Regions from separate parts of the Homo sapiens genome. Here region 1 is linked to region 2. The links are chromatin loops, found by intact Hi-C in ENCODE. Cell type or tissue: chondrocyte. All regions are shown on one strand. Each heading gives the region's core, and the rest is flanking DNA. Links, peaks and the distances in the headings are about the cores only.

Region 1 (5,071 bases), core at 1-5,000, 150 kb after region 2:
AAATTACTAATTGATAAAATGTTGATGGCAATAGTTGTTTTTGTGTATTTTTTGTTTGTTTGTTTTGTTTTGAGACAGAGTCTTGCTCTGTTGCCCAGGCTGGAGTGCAGTGGTGCTATCTTGGCTCACTGCAACCTCTGCCTCCTGGGTTCAAGTGATTCTCCTGCCTCTGCCTCCTGAGTAGCTCAGATTACAGGCATGCACCACCATGCTTGGCTAATTTTTGTATTTTTAGTAGAGACGGGGTTTCACTGTGTTGGTCAGGGTGGTCTCAAACTTTTGACCTCGTGATCCCCCTACCTCGGCCTCCCAAAGTGCTGGGATTACAGGTGTGAGCCACCACGCCTGGCTAGTAATAGTTTTTTTATAATAAATAAGTGTGACTATATTTTTCATGTTTGACTACTGACTTTGTTTTAAGCTTCGCCTTCCCTGTCTATTTCCCTGTCTACTTTAGCCCATAACTGCAAAGGTGGCTAAGAAAGTCCTTGCTGGAAAGAAAGCAAGCAAAACTAAAGTCTGTGCGCACCTTCTCCTTTGGATCCAGTGGGCAATTTATATTAGAAATTCCAAGCCGGGCGTGGTGGCTCACGCCTGTAATGCCAGCACTTTCGGAGGCTGAGGTGGGTGGATCACCTGAGGTTAAGAGTTCAAGACCAGCCTGGCCAACATGTTGAAACCCCATCTCTACTAAAAATACAAAATCAGCCAGACATGGTGGCATATGCCTGTAATCCCAGCTATTCAGGAGGCAAGGCTGGAGAATCGCTTGAACCTGGGAGGCGGATGTTGCAGTGAGCCAGTCAGTGGAGCAGTCAGAACACACACAGTGTTTATCAATTAAGTTTGTAGTCAGAACACACACCATGTTTATCAATTAAGTTTGCTGTCTTATATGGACACAGTTTGTGATGCCCTAAAACAAGTAGTGGTGCCTAAGATAATCATAGGCCACCATAACAGATATAACAACAATGAGAAAGTTGAAATATTGTTGGGATCATCCAAATATGACACAGATACAAAGTGAGCACATGCTGGTGAATAAATGGAGCCAATAGACTTGTTCACTGCATGGTTACGTCAGAGGCGTGTAAACCAGAGCAACTTCTTCTTGAATAGGAGCTGTGTAAAGTAACACTGAAACCTACTGGACTGCATTCCTAGACAGATAAGTCATTCTAAGTCACAAGATGAGATATGAGGTCAGCATAAGATACAGGTCATAAAGACCTTGCTGAGAAAACATCTTGCAGTAAAGAAGTCGGCCAAATCCAAGATGGTGACAAGAGTGACCTCTGGTCGTCCTCACTGCTATACTCCCAGCAGCACCATGACACCCAGCTAAGTTTTTATTTTTTATTTCAGTAGAGTTGGAGTCTTGCTTTGTTACCCAGGCTGGTCTTGAATTCCTGTCTTCAAGCAATCTTCCCACCTTATGAATATAAAGAATGGCCCACCTTGTCCTCTCAAAGTGCTGGGATTACAATCATGAGCCACTGCACCTGGGACTTTCTTTTTCTTTTTTCTTTTTTTTTTTTTTGAGATGGAGTTTTGCTCTTGTTGCCCAGGCTGGAGTGCAATGGCACGATCTTGGCTCACTGCAACCTCCGCCTCCCAGGTTCAAGCGATTCTCTTGACTCAGCCTCCTGAGTAACTGGGATTACAGGCATGCTCCACCATGCCCGACTAATTTTTGTATTATTTAGTAGAGACGGGGTTTCTCCATGTTGGTCAGGCTGGTCTCTGAACTCTGGGCAGGACTAATTTAGATAAGGTAGTCAGGAAAGGCATTTCTTACAAGGTGGTATTTGCATGAATGTAGACATATGGTTGCATTTTATTATATGTAAATTACACTTCAATAAAGTTGATGAAAAAAATCTTACCTCATCGTCTATGCACTTCGGATTGTTGTATTTCATTCTATTTAAATTACACTTGCGTTTAAAAAATTTAACACTTCTCTAAAACATATCTGTTGATTTGTACTTTTACTAATATGCTTATGGATGATTTATATACACACACACACACACACATATCTTTTAAGAAGGTTATTTTAAGGTTAATCAATTGAGGCTTTGTCTCAATTGATTTTTTTTGAGACAGTCTCGTTCTGTCGCCCAGGCTGGAGTGCAGTGGCGTGATCTCGACTCACTGCAAGCTCCACCTCCCAGGTTCACGCCATTCTCCTGCCTCAGCCTCCCTAGTAGCTGTGACTACAGGTGCCCGCCACCACGCCTGGCTAATTTTTTGTATTTGTAGTAGAGACGGAATTTCACCATGTTAGCCAGGATGGTCTCAATCTCCTGACCTCATGACCCGCCCACCTCGGCCTCCCAAAGTGCTGGGATTACAGGCGTGAGCCACCCCGCCCGGCTCAATTGATTCTTTTGTCTCAATTTGTAGTCAGTTGAGGTTTGTCTCAATTTATGGAAACAAATCAAATGTTTGTTCTCAAATTCTTACTCTGTCATTTATTATTCTCCATGTTTTTGTAACTGCTTCCTTGGAGATATTTAAACATAAATATATACAGAGAGGGTGAAGATGGAGGAGTGCTTTTTACAGTTCACAGTTGTCTTTTTCATGTGTGACAGGTTTTTGCTGTGTTGCCCAGGCTGGAGTGCAATGCCACAATCTTGGCTCACTGCAGCCTCAACTTCCCGGGCTCAATCGATCCCCCACCTCAGCCTCCCGAGTAGCAAGGACTACAGGCGCACACCACCACACCTAGCTAATTTTTGTATCTTTTGTAGAGACAGGGTTTCACCATGTTGTCCAGGCTGGTCTTGAACTCTTGGGCTCAATTGGTCCTAGCACCTCAGCCTCCTAGGTGCTGGGATTACAGGTGTGAGCCACTGTGTTCAGCCAATACTCTTAACGTTTTTACTTTTCACTTTTAAAAATTAACTCTTTTTATGAAAAAAGTAGAATTTTTTAAAGAGCAGAGAAAAGCACAATGAAGACAGAAAGATCACCTGTATATTCTTATTGACCAAAGATGATCTATTTGGGGTAAATCCTTTTTTTTTTTTTTGAGACGGGAGTTTTGCTATTGTTGCCCAGGCTGGAGTGCAATGGCACGATCTCGGCTTACCGCAACCTCTGCCTCCCAGGTTTAAACAATTCTCCTGCCTCAGCCTCCTGAGTAGCTGGGATTACAGGCATGCACCACCACGCCCGGCTAATTTTGTATTTTTAATAGAGACAGGGTTTCTCCATGTTGAGGCTGGGCTTGAACTCCAGACCTCAGGTGATCTGACTGCCTCGGCCTCCCAAAGTGCTGGGATTACAGGCAGGATCCACGTGCCCGGCCGGTAAATCCTTTTAATAGAGGAGTTTCAATATTTCTCCTCTGCCATAGTATTAGAAAGAAAAGAATCATTATTGACATCTTTACGACATTGAGTTTTTCTCTTGTACCTGGTGTGTCTTTATTTCAGTAGGTATTCTTTTATGTGCTTTAGTAAGTCTTTATATTTTTAGCATAAAAGTGTACACATTTCTTGTTTTACTTATTTCTAGATACTTAATGGCTTTTGTTTATAATATGATTGGGATATTTTTTCTGTTGTGTAATTGATTACTATTACTATGTACTAAACTGTTGGTTTTTGTCTAAGGATTGTAACATTGATGAACTACTTTAGTAGATGAAATGGTTTCTTCATGAGATTGAATTGTCTAAAGAGATGTTGGTATTATTTGTAAATAAAAGTATTTGCCTATTCCTTTCTATATGCCTTATTTCTTAATTTATACTTGTAGCTTGGATCATATGTGTAATATGAATGTCTACAGCACTAACTAGTTTCCTCACTTGACCCTTTCTTTAAGTGAGGTTTTTTTTTTTTTTGGTGTTTTTTTTTTTTGAGACAGGGTCTCACTCTGTCACCAGGCTTGAGGGCAGTGGCATGATCACTGCTCACTGCAGCCCCAACCTCCCAGGCTCAATCAGTCCTTCCACCTCAGCCTCCCAAGTACCTGGGACTACAGGTGTGCACTGCCATGCCCGGCTCATTTTTGTATTTGCAGAGATGGGGTTTTGCCGTGTTGTCGAGGCCACTGTCGAACTTCTGGGCTCAAGCCATCTGCCGTCCTTGGCCTCCTGAAGTGCTGGGATTACAGGTGTGAGCCATTGTTCCTGGCCAAGGAAATATTTTTAATGTTCGCCATTAAGGATGATTGCTGTACGTTTATGGTTTTGTTAATTAAAACAATTTTTAGCTGGGCATGGTGGCTCACACCTGTAATCCCAGCACTTTGGGAAGCCGAGGTGGGTGGACCATTTGAGATCAGGAGTTCAAGAACAGCCTGGCCACCATGGTGAAACCCCACCTCTACTAAAAATACAAAAATTAGCCAGACATGGTGGTGGGCGCCTGTAATCCCAGCTACTTGGGATGCTGAGGCAGGAGAATCGCTTGAACCCAGGAGGTGGAGGTTGCAGTGAACCAAGATCTCGCCACTGCACTCCAGCCTGGGTGACAGAGCAAGACTGTCTCAAAAAACAAAAACAAATTTTAATAAAGGAACTATGTCAAGCTATAAATAAAACCACTTGGGCCTATATTTAGCCAGAGATTGTATCTTCCACTATTCAAAGACAAGACCTCAAGACTTGTTATATTTTTGTTAAGTTGGTTGAGGTATAATTTACATAGATTACAATTCATACTTTGAAATGAACAACTTGATTAATGTTGATATCGGTATTTGTTTAGCTACCATCACAATCATAGAGGATGTTTCCATCATCCCAAAAAGTCCCCTCATGTCCCTTTGCAGTCGGTCCTTCCCTCCCTGCTTATTCACAGCTTGCTTCAACTGCAGATCTGCTTCTTCTTTTTTTTTTTTTTTTGAGATGGAATTTTGGTCTTGTTGCCCAGGGTAGAGTGCAATGGCGCGAACTTGGCTTACCGCAACCTCCGCCTCCCAGGTTCAAGTGATTCTCCTGCCTCAGCCTCCCAAGTAGCTGGGATTACAGGCATGCGCCACCACACCTGGCTAATTTTGTATTTTTAACAGAGATGGGTTTTCTCCATGTTGGTCAGGCTGGTCTGGA
Region 2 (7,403 bases), core at 1,134-6,133:
GCTGGTCTTGAACTCCTGGCCTCAAGTGATCCTCCTGACTTGGCCTCCCAATGTGCTGGGATTACAGTTATGAGCCGCTATGGCACTGCTATTAAGTTTTTTTGCTTCCTTGTTAATTCTGGATATTAGTCCCTTCTCAGGTGAAGAGTTTGCAAATATTTTCTCCCATTCTACAGGTCTCTTCACTCTGCTGATTGTTTCCTTTGCTGTGCAGAAGCATTTTAGTTCAATATAGTCCAATTTGTCTATTTTTTTGTTGTTGCCCCTTATTGAAAATATCTTTGAGGTCTTATCTAAAATATATTTGCCTATTCTTCTGAAGTGTTTCCCCTATGTTTTCCTGCAGTAGTTTTATAATTTGGGGTCTTATAGTTAAGTATTTAATTCATTTTGAGTTTATTTTTGTATATGGTGAGAGATACAGTCTAGTTTCATTCTTCACTATATGGATAACCAGTTTTCCCAGCACCATTTATTGAACAGCGTGTCCTTTTCCCTATGTCTGTTCTTGGCACCTTTGTCAACCATCAGTTGACTATAAATACATGGATTTATTTGTGGGTTCTCTCTTCTGTTCCATTGGTCTTTGGGTCTATTTTTATGACAGTACCATGCTGTTTTGGTTACGACAGCTTTGTAGTATATTTTGAAGTTTGATTCTTCCACTTTTGTTCTTTCGCTACAGATTGCATTGGCTATTTGGCATTTTTTATGGTTTCCTACAAATTTTAGGATTTTTTTTCCTGTTCATGTAAAAACTGACTGGCATTTCAGTCGGGATTGCATTGAATCTGTAGATTGCATTGAATCTGTAGATTGCTTTGGGAAGTATGTTCATTTTAACAATAGTTCTTCCAGTGCATAAGCATGCAAATATCTTTTTATTTGTTTGTTGTCTTCAATTTCTTTTGTCTGTGTTTTGTAGTTTTCCTTACAGAGGTCTTTCACTTCATGGTTAAATTTATTTCTAGGTTGTTTTTTGTAGCTATTATATTAATAAATGGGATTGTTTTCTTGATTTCTTTTTCAGCTAATTCATTATTGTGGATGTATAGAAATCCTTTTTTTTTCCCTTTTTGAGACAGAGTTTTGCTCTGTCTCCCAGGCTGGAGGAGTGCAATGGCATGATCTCAGCTCTCTGCAGCTTCCACCTCCTGGGTTCAAGCAGTTCTGCCTCAGCCTCCCACGTAGGTGGGACCACAGGTGCCTGCCACCACACCTGGCCAATTTTTGTATTTTTAGTCAAGACAAGGTTTCACCATGTTGGCCAGGCTGGTCTCAAACTCGTGACCTCAAGTGATCCACCCACCTCGGCCTTCCAAACTGCTGGGATTATAGGCGTGAGCCACCGTGCCCAGCGTACTACTTATTTTTGTATATTGATTTTGTATCTTGCAACTTTACTGATTTCATTGATCAGTTCCAAGAATTTCTGGTGGCATCTTTAGGTTTTTAAATATATGTAAGATCATGTCATCTGTAAAGGGACAGTGTGACTTTCTATTATCCAATCTGGATGCCTTTTATTTCTTTCTCTTGCCTGATTGCTCTGGATAGGACTTCCAGTACTATATTGAATAATAGTGGTGAATGTGGGCTTCTTTATCTTGTTCCAGTTCTTAGAGGAAAAGCTTTCGGCTTTTCCCCATTCAGTATGGTGTTAGCTGTACGTTTGTCATATATGGTCTTTATTATGTTATGTTTTTTAATGCCTAATCGTTGAGAGGTTTTTATAATGAAGAGACGTTGAAGTTTATCAGATGTTTCTCTGCATCTATTGAGCTGATCATATGGTTTTTATCCCTCATCCTGTTGATCTGATACATCATGTTTATTGATTTGCTTATGTTGAGCCATCCTTGCACTTTTCAGGAAAAATCTCACTTAATCGTTGTATATTATCTTGTTGTTGTATTATTGGATTTCATTTGCTAGTATTTCATTGAGGGGTTTTGTGTCTATGTTCATGAGGGATATCACCTCTTTTTGTTGTTGTTGTTGTGTCCTTCTCTGGTTTTGGTATCAGGGTAATGCTGGCCTTGTAGAATGGATTAGGAAGAATTAACTTCTCTTCCATTTTTTGGAATAGTTTGAGAAAAACTGAGGTTAGTTATTTGTAATTTTGGTAGGATTCAGCAGTAAAGCCCTTTAGTCTTGGGCTTTTTTTGTTGGGAGACATTTTACTATTGCTTCAATCTCATTACTCGTTATTGGTCTGCTCAGGTTCTTCTGCTCTGTTTCTTCCTGGTTCAGTCTTGGTAGGTTTTCATGTATCCAGGAATTTTTCTGTTTCCTCTAGGTTATCTGATTTGTTAGCATATAGTTGCCTGTAGTAGTCTTTGATGATCTTTAATTTCTTAATTGACCCAATGGGCATTCATGAGCAAGCACATTGTTTAAATTTCCATTTATTTGTGTGGTTTACAAAGTTTTTGTTATTGATTTCTAGTTTTATTCTAGTGTAGTCTGAGAAGATACTTGATATGATTTCAATTTTTAAAAATTAGTTATAACTTGTCTTATGGCCTAACGTATGGTCTCTTCCTGGAGGATGTTCCATGTGCTGATAGGAACAATGTGTATTCTGCAGCTGTTGGATAAAATGTTCAGTTAGTGTCTGGTAGGTCCATTTGGTCTAATATCCAGTTTAAATCCAAAGCTGTTGATTTTCTATCTAGATGAACTGTCTAATGCTGAGAGTGGGATGTTCAAATCCCGTACTATTATTTTATGGGAGTCTACCTTTTTTTGTTGTTGTTTTTTTGAGACAGAGTCTAGTTCCGTCGCCCAGGCTGGAGTGCAGTGGCACAATATTGGCTCACTGCAACCTCTGCCTCCCAGGTTCAAGCAATTCTCCTGCCTCAGCCTCCTGAGTAGCTCGGATTACAGGTGCATGCCACCACGCCCAGCTAATTTTTTTTTCTTTCTTTTTTTTTTTTTGACAGTCTTGCTCTGTCACCCAAGCTGGAGTGCAGTGGTGCGAACCCGGCTCACTTCAGGCTCCGTCTCCCAGGTTCACACCATTCTCCTGCCTCAGCCTCCCGAGTAGGTGGGACTACAGGTGCCTGCCACCATGCCTGGCTAATTTTTTGTATTTTTAGTAGAGACGAGGTTTCACCATGTTAGCCAGGATGGTCTCAATCTCCTGACCTCGTGATCTGCCTGCCTCAGCCTCCCAAAGTGCTGGGATTACAGGCATGAGCCACCGCGCCTGGCCACACCCAGCTAATTTTTGTATTTTTAGTAGAGACAGGGTTTCGTCATGTTGGGAAGGCTGGTCTCGAACTCCTGACCTCAAGTGATCCTCCCGCCTTGGCCTCCCAAAGTGTTGGGATTACAGGCATGAGCCACCATGCCCAGCCCTATCTCTCTTTTTAGATCTAATAATATTTGCTTATATATCTGGGTGCTGCAGTGTTGAGTGCCTATAAATTTAGAACTTTATATCCTCTGGCTGAATTGACCCATTTATCATTATATAATGACCTTCTTTGCTTCTTTTGCAGTTTTTTACTTAATGTCTGTTTTATTTAAGTATGGCTACTCTCACTTGCTTTTGGTTTGTTTGTGTGCAGTATTTTTTTTTCATCTCTTCACTTTCAGTCTATGATTTTATATATAAAGTGAGTTTCTCACAGCCAGTATATAGGTGAGTCATATTTATTTTATCCATTCAACCAGACTGTATCTTTTAAGTGGGGAATTTGACTGTTTACATTCAAGGTTATTATTAATAGGTGAGGATTTATTCCTAATCTGTTAATTTTTTATGGTTGTTTTATATCCTTTTTCTTTCCTCTTATCATTTGGTTTGGTGGTTTTATGTAATGGTTACATCTGAGTCCTTTCTCTTTCCATTTGTGTATCTGCTCTACCAGTGAGCTTCTTATTTTCATTTGTTTAATGATGGTAGATATGTCTTTTACTTCCAGATGTAGGACACCCTTTGCCATTTTTGATCGGGCCACCCTAGTTGTGATACATTTTCTCTGGGAAAAACTTTCTCCTTCATTTTTGAAGGATGGCTTTGCTAGGTACAGTATTCTTGGCTGACAGTGTTTTTTTAGCACTTTGAATATATCATCCCATTCTTTCCTGGCATGGAAGGTTTCTGCCAAGGTATCTGCTACTAGTTCTGATGAGGGTTCCCTTGTATGTGACTTGACGCCTGAGGGTTCCCTTATATGTGACTTGATGCCTTTCTCTTGCTTTTTTTAGAATTCTCTGTCTTTGACTTTTGACAGTTTGACTGTAATGGGCCTTGGAAAACCTTTTTGGATTGAATCTATTTGGGCATCATTGAGCCTTCTGTATCAGGATGTCTATATTGCTTACAAGACTTGGAAAGTTTTCAGTTATTTTGTTAAATAGGTTTTTATGCCTTTGCCCATCTCTTCTCCTAGAATACCCAAAATTTGAATATTTGGTTGCTTTATGATGTCCCATATGTCATCTAAGCTTTTTTCAGTTTTAAAAATTATTATTTTTTACTTTTTCTTCCTGGATTCTTTTAAAAAACCCTGTCCTCAAGTTCAGAAATTCTTTCTTCTGCTTGATCTAGTCTATTGTTGAAGCTCTCAATTGTGTTTTTTATTTCATTCATTGAAATTTGTCAGTTTCAGGACTTCTGTTTGGTTCTTTTTCATGATATCTATCTGCTGAATTTCTCATTCAGATCATGAATTGTTTTTTCTGATTCTTTTGGTTTTTATCCATGTTCTATTGTTTCCCACTGAGCTTCTTTAATATCATTATTTTGAATTCTTTTTCAGGCACTTGATAGATTTCTTGTTTGTTGGAATCTGTTGCTGGAGCATTATTGTATTACTTTGGAGATGTCATGGTTCCATGCTTTTTCGTGTTTCTTTTATCCTTACATTGATATCTGTGTATTTCTTGTTATGGTCATTTTTTCCAATTTTATGGATTTGTTTTCATAAGGAAAACCTTTTTCCTGTAGATGTATTTATAGTGTTGGTTGGGTAGGTTGCTTTGGCTTTGTTATAGGTGGATGCAGTGGTATAATCTCCATATGATTTCTCTGGCTGCAATCAGTGTCAGCAGTGTCTGTGAGTTCCTCAGTGGCTTAGGGCTTGGTTGTTAGTGGAAGCTGTGATGAGGCTTTTCTCATTGTTAGCAGGGCCAACAATGGTGATAGGATGAGGGGTATGCCAGGTAAAGGGGAGATCCATGTGGGAAGGCCCTGAGGGGCAGGGAGAACTTGAGGTGCTTGAAGGACTGGGGCTTCTTGAGCAAGTGGAAGTGGAGTATAACACAAGGTTGTAGAGGTAGGCAAGAGCCTCATTATTGGAGTCTTCTTGGTAATTACCAAGGAGTTTAGATTTTCAGGAGGGCAAAGTGAGACCAAATATCACACCAGGTGCTGAATGGATTAGAGGGTGCTAGAACATACTGGGGAAACCATTAGGAGATTCCTGTAGTGGTCTAGGAAAGAGGGGATTCAGTAATTAAATGAGGACAACTTTAAGAGATTTTTAGGGACTCACCCAGACTAAGTTTGGCCAATGATTGTGTGGAGGGAATACTTAAGATAGTCTAGCTGGCTTTATTTTGATGTCTTCAAGCCATTTTATTTGCCCAATATCTGTTTTTGCTATGACATTTTTTCATAATAATAGCTACCAATACTGAGTGCTTACTTTATATCAGATTATTTATATACGTTATTCCTCATCTTTTTAGCAATCATAAGTTAAGTGTCAGTCCCATTTTAATAAACAAGGAAAAGAGGGCTCAGAGGTTGCCTTAAAGCATAGAACTGGGGCTCACTGTTTATATGTTGACATGGAGTTCCATTCTTCTCATAGAGTACATTTCATCCTATCTTAACTCTCTTGTGTCTCAAACTTGAGCCACCTTCCTTCTCAATCACTGCTATGACTTGAATTATTCATTTCTTTCTCCCAAGGTCAACATCACAGAATTCCAGAGCAAATTATTTTCAGTGAGTTCCTAGCCCATATCATGCTGTATGCACAGAAGAGATGTACCTGTCTACTCTTCCCACCAGTTGTGTTCAGCATATTAGATTTGTCGGAGGCTGGTGATTTGCCAGTATACCATTGCACAGTCACTGAACTCCACCCGCCCCCGACATTTAAACCTTTCAACACATTTGTTATTCTTAACAGTCCTTTCATGTAGGTCTGACAGTTATCTACGAATTGCAAAACATACAGTATCATACTCTGTGCATGTGAGCATATGTTTATGAACGTGTATATAATTAGAATATCTCACGCATGGTGCATGCCCTGGAGCAGAAGCGGCATCCTGCTGGCCTGTCCTCCTCCATGGCCCTCCAGCTTAACCCCTGCCTGGGCATGCTGATGGCCTTGCAGTCGGAGCTCCACAAGCTGTACGACGAGGAGACACAGAGCTGGGTCTCAGGCAGCGCCTGTGGGGGATCTGGGGTGGGGGCAAAAAAAATTTTTTTTTTTTAATTAGAATCTCTCTATAATATGGAGGATGGTGCTGAACACTGTGTATTCACCAAGGCTTAAGGTGACTCTGGTTCAGACCAAAATTTGAGGATCATAGAGGTCATCTACTTTCTGAATCCACATCCTCAGCTTCTTTTATTACCTCTCCTAATGTCTGTGCTTTTCTTGTCAGTTTTACAGATTGCCTCTCCACCTTTGAAAACTGTGTAATTTCTCAGATATTCTTTTCAGTTTAATTCTCCCATTTCTTTTTTAGAAGTTTTAACTTGCCCAGAATAGGAAAATTTATTTGCCTTTGTATTTTCTTTCAGATCTGGAATCAATGTGTGAGACCAAAATATTATCTCTAAAGAAGAGACATTTCAGTCAAGTAATAATTACCCGTGAAGACATGTCTACTTTTATTCAGCCCACATTTCTTATTCCACCTCAAAAAACTATGAGTGAAGAGAAACCATGGGAATGTAAGATATGTGGAAAGACCTTTAATCAAAACTCACAATTTATCCAACATCAGAGAATTCATTTTGGTGAAAAACACTATGAATCTAAGGAGTATGGGAAGTCCTTTAGTCGTGGCTCACTCGTTACTCGACATCAGAGGATTCACACTGGTAAAAAACCCTATGAATGTAAGGAATGTGGCAAGGCTTTTAGTTGTAGTTCATATTTTTCTCAACATCAGAGGATTCACACTGGTGAGAAACCCTATGAATGTAAGGAATGTGGAAAAGCCTTTAAGTATTGCTCAAACCTTAATGATCATCAGAGAATTCACACTGGTGAGAAACCCTATGAATGTAAAGTATGTGGAAAAGCCTTTACTAAAAGTTCACAACTTTTTCTACATCTGAGAATTCATACTGGTGAGAAACCTTATGAATGTAAAGAATGTGGGAAAGCCTTTACTCAACACTCAAGGCTTATTCAGCATCAGAG

The links. A loop is a pair of places that touch in the nucleus more often than their neighbours do. Peaks named below come from ENCODE experiments on the same cell type or tissue, not always from the same donor. Only the 100,000 strongest peaks of a DNase experiment are listed, where the experiment ranks them.
Region 1: a loop joins it to region 2, with 2.2 times the contacts of the local background. A loop is called at or near these places in 5 of 110 quality-filtered maps.

What each region holds. Positions count from the first base shown.
Region 1 is chr19:36,742,151-36,747,221 of GRCh38, reverse strand. ZNF850 (zinc finger protein 850) reads left to right here. Exons shown (of 5, transcript NM_001193552.2): 5 at 1-3,742. Among named protein-coding and RNA genes, the nearest start is that of ZNF850, 28 kb to the left of the region's middle. In chondrocyte, for the core only: no CTCF peak of the experiment used is centred there; no DNase peak of the experiment used is centred there.
Region 2 is chr19:36,891,844-36,899,246 of GRCh38, reverse strand. ZNF829 (zinc finger protein 829) reads left to right here. Exons shown (of 6, transcript NM_001037232.4): 6 at 6,776-7,403. It also overlaps a transcript of ZNF345 not described here. Among named protein-coding and RNA genes, the nearest start is that of ZNF829, 21 kb to the left of the region's middle. RefSeq lists an enhancer at 6,621-7,403. In chondrocyte, for the core only: no CTCF peak of the experiment used is centred there; no DNase peak of the experiment used is centred there.